2 separate regions of the Homo sapiens genome follow, and region 2 is linked to region 1. The links are chromatin contacts, found by Hi-C or POLR2A ChIA-PET in ENCODE. All regions are on one chromosome and are shown on one strand. The core of a region is the stretch at or near the end of the contact, and the rest is flanking DNA. Distances in the headings are between cores, read along the strand shown.

Region 1 (2,933 bases), core at 104-2,603:
CTGCCTGGCAGCCCCCAAGGCAATGGGAGAGTCCCAGAGCCACCTCCAAGCCCCCAGAGTGTTTGGTAAGTAAGCGGAGGCCGAGGGTCCCCAGCCTGAGGCGTGGAGCTGGGCCCCTTCCTCTGGGCCCCTGGGGGAGGTGGGTGCACCGTGTTCCCCGGGCAGCTCTGTCCCGAAGGCTCGCAGGCCCCTCCCTTCAGCAGGTTGATTTTCAGTGCCCAGAGAACAACAAATCACTCTCTGACAATAATGGGGATGAACAGACACTTAATTATGAGGCCACGAGACAGCGCGATTATTAATTTTAAATTGTGCAACCCAGTCCTGAAGGCTGAGCCTGGAGTGCTATCCCAGGGGCTCACGGGAGCCTGGGAGCCTCAGGGCTGGCCGGAGCTCAGAGACTCGGCTGGGCACTGGACTTGGGGGACACAGGGCCCTGAGGCTAGGGGACTCCTGGGTGGCCCTGACCTCCCCCTCCCCACAGCAGAAGGCCCAGGGAGATGGCTCTGCAGAGCCTGGCGTGGTCTGGGCTGCAGTCTACCTCCACAGGTTGATGGGGGTGTGGGTGGGGCCAGGACTCTGGCCCCCCCAAGAGGCTGCTCTGCCAGCGTGCTCCAGGGCTGATGAGGGTGTGACTGCACCAGCTCCTCACATCCACTGGGGGCCAATTCTGGCAGAGTGGGCCCACGCGGGGGTGGCCGAACCCTTCCCAAAGCAGTGGCGGGGGGCTTTACTCTCTGCCTGGCTGAGGCCTAGGCCTACGACCACTCTCCTAGCCAGAGTAGGTGTCGATGCTCAGTGTCTGCTGGGCAAGGAGGGCACCTCAGAGGAGCTGCAGGGACCCTTGGAGGGAATCCCAAAGGCAGATAAGATCCCAGGTCCCTGGAGAGCCACGACCAGACACGCAGCATCAGCTCCCGTATAGAAGCTCAAGGTGGAAACCTTGGGCGCCAGTGCAGGGCTGACCTTGAAAGGTGATAGGGTGGCCGGTCCCCAAGGCTCGGTGACACTCATGTTCCTTTCTAGGGCTCCTCAACTCTTCCGAAATTTGCCATCTCCTAAAGTTCTTTAATCTCTAGCCACGGGGGTTCCGGATTTCCTCCGGGTCTACGGGGACTCAGGGACTGCAGAGGCAGCTGTGGGGGGTGGCATGGAGGACACAGCCCTGGACAGAATGGGGACACAACAGGGCCTGGAGCCCTGGGGGAGGCTGCAAGGCTGAGCGCATCCGGGGACAGACTCCCGGCTGACTCCTGTGGGAGGCCGGCGAGCAGCCCGGTGCCAGGCCAGGCAGCTTGTGCGACCGACTGCGCAGCAAGCTGTCGGTGCTGGTGGCACTTGGCAGGCGGCGGCGGGAAGGGGATGTTTGCAGACTGCCGGCGACAGCTTCCCGGCTGAAACCTCCCCGGTTAGACTACGCAGAAGTGAGCAGTGCCCGCGGGCGGGTCTTGGAGGAGCGAGAGGCAGCAGAGGGGCTGCTGGGGCTGTTGGGCCCTTCTGGGGGCCTCCCACCGGGCCTGCCCCCCCGCCCCCCGCTGTGGGCCTGGCCTGGGGCCTGGATCCAAGCCAGCACCCCCACACCCTGCAGGCTCCTGGATTCCGGTCTCTGGGGCAGTCATGATGGGCACCGGGGGAGAATTTGAGGGAGGGCTCAGTGGGGAGGGGGCCTCGGACCCCTGTGATGGGAGGCCCCTTCTCTGTCTGTTATCCCAGGTGCGCTGCAGGGCTGAGGTGGGCAGAACCCGCCCTGTCCGTTTTGGGTAAATTCCTTCCCCAGGAGCTGTGGGAGCATCTGCAGGCAGAGACGGGGCAGGCTTGCTGTGGTGGCGTTGCCATTTGTCACTGTTACTGTTTTTTAATTCAGGAAGCACATGCACAAAGCATGCATGGAGCTGCTTCGTGGAGCAGACGGCGCCCCCCGGGCACCTCAGAGGGTCACACAGGGAGCAGAGAGCCAGCCTTGCGGCCTCTGGCCTCTGCAGGTGCAGCAGCTCCCCGACCTGCCCTCCCCAGCCCTCCCCTCTCCACGCCCCCCTTTAACCCCTCCCCTCCTGCCCTTTCCCTCCCCTCTCCACGCCCCCCTTTAACCCCTCCCCTCCCGCCCTTTCCCTCCCCTCTCCCCTCCCCTCCCGCCCTTTCCCTCCCCTCTCCACACCCCTCTTTAACCCCTCACTTCCCGCCCTTTCCTTCCCCTCTCTCCCCATCTCTCCTCTCCTCTCCCCTGTCTTGAAGTCAGACAGTCACATCACAGCCCCATCCTGTTTGATATCCCCAAGAACCCAGAGATGCCGTGTGCAGACCCCTACCCTCCTCCCTCATCCTGCCATTTTCAGGGTGCCCCTATATGTGGGGCCCTCTCTGCCGTGTGCCTCTAGCTGGAGGCAGAGGCCCCAGCAGCTTCCCCAGGCTCCCCATGGCAGGGCACAGACCTCACCCCTGGGATCTACCTGGGGTAGAGGCAGGGCCACTGGCACCTCCCAGGGCTTGGGCCCAACCTCCCTGGTGGCCTGCGCCCGTGAGTCTGGCAGGGTCTGGCCATGCAGGTCCCTCTGTTCTGGGCGTTCTGGGCCTCCTTCTCCTGTCTCTCCCGTGATTCCATGGGCTGCCCACCGTTCCCTGAGAAAAGCAGGCAGAGGTGGCTCCTGCCACTGTCACCAGAAGCCAAGTTTTCAGGCCAGCACTGCCCTCCCCCTTTAGGAACCAGGAAATGGAGGCTCTGAGAGCCAGTGGCATCCAGCCCTTGGGCTGTGATGGGCAGGGGAGCAGGGGCAGCCTGATGCCCAACCCAGGGGGACGGCAGGGCAGACACAGTCCTGAGCCCCTGTGTGCAAAGTAAGTGGGGGACACCGATCTAAACATACGAGTTCAGGCCATGGTGGCTCACGCCTGTAATCCCAGCGCTTTGGGAGGCTGAGGTGGGCAGATTGCTTGAG
Region 2 (2,940 bases), core at 190-2,689, 130 kb after region 1:
CAGACGTACTCCTAGGTGTCCGTTTCTGGGTGAAGTCCTGGAAGCAGATAAATGTTTGCAGAGGTGATCTATGTGTGGTGGGATTAAAGAGATGAATATATTTTACTGTTTTTTTAACATTTCTGTACTTTCTGATTTTATTTTTTCAGCATGAACAAACAAAAAAAAGCCGGATTTGGACAAATAAAAAGAAGTGCATGTCAGCCCGAGTGTCCTGAAACATGTTCCTGTATTAGAATCTCCAGGAAAGCTGGGGCCCCCACTCGCCACTACCTCAGGCTGGGCCCGCAGTCACGTGCTTCTCCCTACAGGAGGGTTCTGTGTCCTGAATTCCCAAAGGGTGCAGCTGTCCCCTTGTCGCCTTGTCTGTGTTGATGGTTCCACACTCTCTGGTCAGCCACCTGCCCCGCCAGTCTCTGCTCGCCCATGGATGGGGATGACCACTCTAGCTGTGAGGGTGGCTTCCCGGGCTAACCCTGCTGCTGCTGCCCATTGCTTCCAAGGCTGGGATATCACTTGGGGTTTGGGGTGAGGGGACAGTAAGGGGGAGCCCTGGTTGCCCTTTCCAGGAGAATGAGTATTTAAGTGCGGAGTTGTTTATTACTTGACTTCAGCAGAGGCGCCATGGTCGGGGAAACGCTTCATGTGCCTTGGGTTATAGGGCAAGTCCCATCTGTCTGCCTTGAATTTCGGTTTGGAGAATCTGTAAGCTCCACACACGTGGAAGCGTCTGTGCCCCGGGTGTGGGTTCTGATCTTGGTTGTGTTCGTGGCTGGACGCTGTCCTTGAGGCCACCCCTTGGCACCCTTCACAGAAGACAGTGGGGGTCGCCCTTCCCTGGCTGACCCTCCAGAACCGCCAGCCTCCCCTACCTCCCTGTGAAACCAGGGTACAGGGCAGGAGCCTGGACCTCTTTACAGTTGCCTTTTCTCTCTCTCTGTCCCTTCTCCATCTTCCGAGCTCCTACTCGCCCTTCAGGACCCAGCTCGAATGCCCCATCTCTGGGAGGCGCCTTCAATCTTGGGCTGCCCCTTCCGTCACACCCCCTGTCCCCTGTCTCCTGCCTCCCCTTCCTCCTCACACAAAGCCACCCCCGCCTGTTGGTGGCCTGTGTCTCCGCTGGCCCAGGGCTCTCTTGCCGTGGCCACCGTGGGTTTTGGCCTCGTGACCCAGTCCATGCGTGCACAGCGCAAGTAGCTTCCCAGGACACCGATTTCCTCCCCGGCCGCAGCTGCTTCTGGTCCTCTGCCCACTCCCGGGTTCTGCGCCTTCCTGCGCCCCCGGCCTGGCCACAGCTCGGTCACCCCAGAACCACCGTGTGCTGGGGATTTGTCACGGGTTTGTCCTGACGTGTGAGGTCCAGCCGGGGTCCCCATAGCCTCCCTGTCCCCGTCCCTGTCCCCGTCAGGCCTCCTGCTGCGCTGTGGACAGTGGCTTGGCGCCATCTGCTGGGCTGGTGCCTGTGGTGCCGCCAAGCGCAGGAGGGACCCAGCGGCTCCAGGTCTGTGGGAGACTTTAAGTTGGGGCCGAATGTGGTGCTCGCTGCCGACGCAGAGCCCCCAAGCTGGACGGGACCCCTGGCCGTGCGGCTGGGAACACCTGGGGTTGTCCTACCTTTGCAGGGACAGCGAGCCAACCCCTGCTTGGAAGGAGCACTTTCCCCACCGAGGCCGGCCCAGGGCGCGTGCTGAGCAGGTGGGTTGAGTGGGTGGAAAGAATGCAACCCCTGGTTGTGGGACATGTTGAAGCCCACCCCAACCCCTCCAGTACCGTCCTTCTGTCCCTCCACTTGCTGGGGCTGGGGGCCAAGGATGGGGTCACTGTGGGGACTTTATCCAGCTGGTTGACTTCAGGGTCCTGGCAGGGAGTGGCTCTTGCTGCCAGGACAGTAGAGGCCTAGAGAGTCCTATCTCTGACACCAGCCACCTTGCAGGGTTCGGGCCAGGGAAGGGGAAGGGATGGGAGAGAATGGAAACCTCCAGAGTCATTTTAACTGGTCGTTGGACAGAGCCAGTGCGACTTCAAGTTCAATGACAAACCCCCTCTCCATGTCTCTGGGGTGGGGTGGGGCCTGTGGCCCCACAGAGCTGAGCCACCCAGGAGGCCAGGGAAGGAGACGCAGTACACAGGAGGCCAGGGAAGGAGACGCAGTACACAGGAGCCCAGCATCCTCTCAGCTGCATGGACATCTCTACCCAGACCCTTCTGCAGCCACCTCCCCACTTACCCAGCAGGAGACCAAGCCAATCCTTTTCTGCGAAACTGTGCTGGCTTCTGTGACTGTCCTGCAACCAGATAGAGGCCTGAGGGACTCTGCACAGTTTCTGGGCTGAGGCAGAAGAAGCCCCATGGCTTCCCCTCTGCCTCCTGCATGCTGCCTTTTAGCTCTTAGCACCTGCTGGGAGAAGCTGGCCCCAGCGTGGACAAGCCTCCAGGAGACCGGAGCACCCACCGGAAGGAAGGGAGGGAGGGAGGGAGGAAGGGCCATGGAGGTAAAACGAAGTTATTAGGGTGGGCCCAAATCTGACTGGTGTCCGTAGACAAAGGGGAGATTAGGACACAGACATGCACAGAGGGATGACACCGTGAGGACACAGGGAGAAGACGGCATCTGCAAGCCCAGAAGAGAGGCCTCAGGAGGACCCAACCCTGCCCACACCTTGATCTTGGACTTCCAGTCTCCATGACTGTGAGATGGTAAATAAATGCATGCTGTTAAGGCCACGGAATCTGTGGTCCTTTGTTACGGCCGCAGGGCAAGGCAATCCCAGGGGTACTTATTGTTTGAAGGCATCCCATTCTGGATGTTCTCTGATGGGGAGTGATGGGGAACTGTGTACCAGGCACTCCACTGAGCATGGCAGGGGCCTTGGTCACAGCGACCTGGGAAAGTGTGTTGTGGCTGTCCCTGTTTACAGGGGTCAGGAGGTGCAGCAACTT

The links. Hi-C counts contacts between places; a loop is a spot of excess contacts on that map. ChIA-PET counts read pairs that join two places held with the same protein, here RNA polymerase II (POLR2A). Pooled maps may share reads with other maps.
Region 2: a loop to region 1 is called in a map of OCI-LY7, with 7 times the contacts of the local background. The contact joins two enhancer-like sites. A Hi-C loop is called at or near these places in 7 of 168 maps with a recorded cell type or tissue (CD8-positive, alpha-beta T cell, K562, OCI-LY7 and 4 more) and 17 of 50 pooled maps. POLR2A ChIA-PET finds 5 or more read pairs at or near these places in 6 of 52 experiments (H1, HEK293, HepG2 and 3 more).

What each region holds. Positions count from the first base shown.
Region 1 is chr9:135,988,723-135,991,655 of GRCh38, forward strand. No RefSeq gene overlaps it. Among named protein-coding and RNA genes, the nearest start is that of UBAC1, 29 kb to the left of the region's middle. RefSeq lists enhancers at 848-1,526, 2,204-2,881. Within about 2 kb of position 1,354, at least 10 of the 41 ENCODE cell types and tissues checked have a DNase peak (open chromatin) inside an H3K27ac peak, as active enhancers do.
Region 2 is chr9:136,121,637-136,124,576 of GRCh38, forward strand. It overlaps LOC107987142 (a long non-coding RNA gene), which reads left to right. Exons shown (of 2, transcript NR_165242.1): 2 at 150-2,729. Among named protein-coding and RNA genes, the nearest start is that of TMEM250, 4.2 kb to the left of the region's middle. Within about 2 kb of position 1,440, at least 3 of the 41 ENCODE cell types and tissues checked have a DNase peak (open chromatin) inside an H3K27ac peak, as active enhancers do.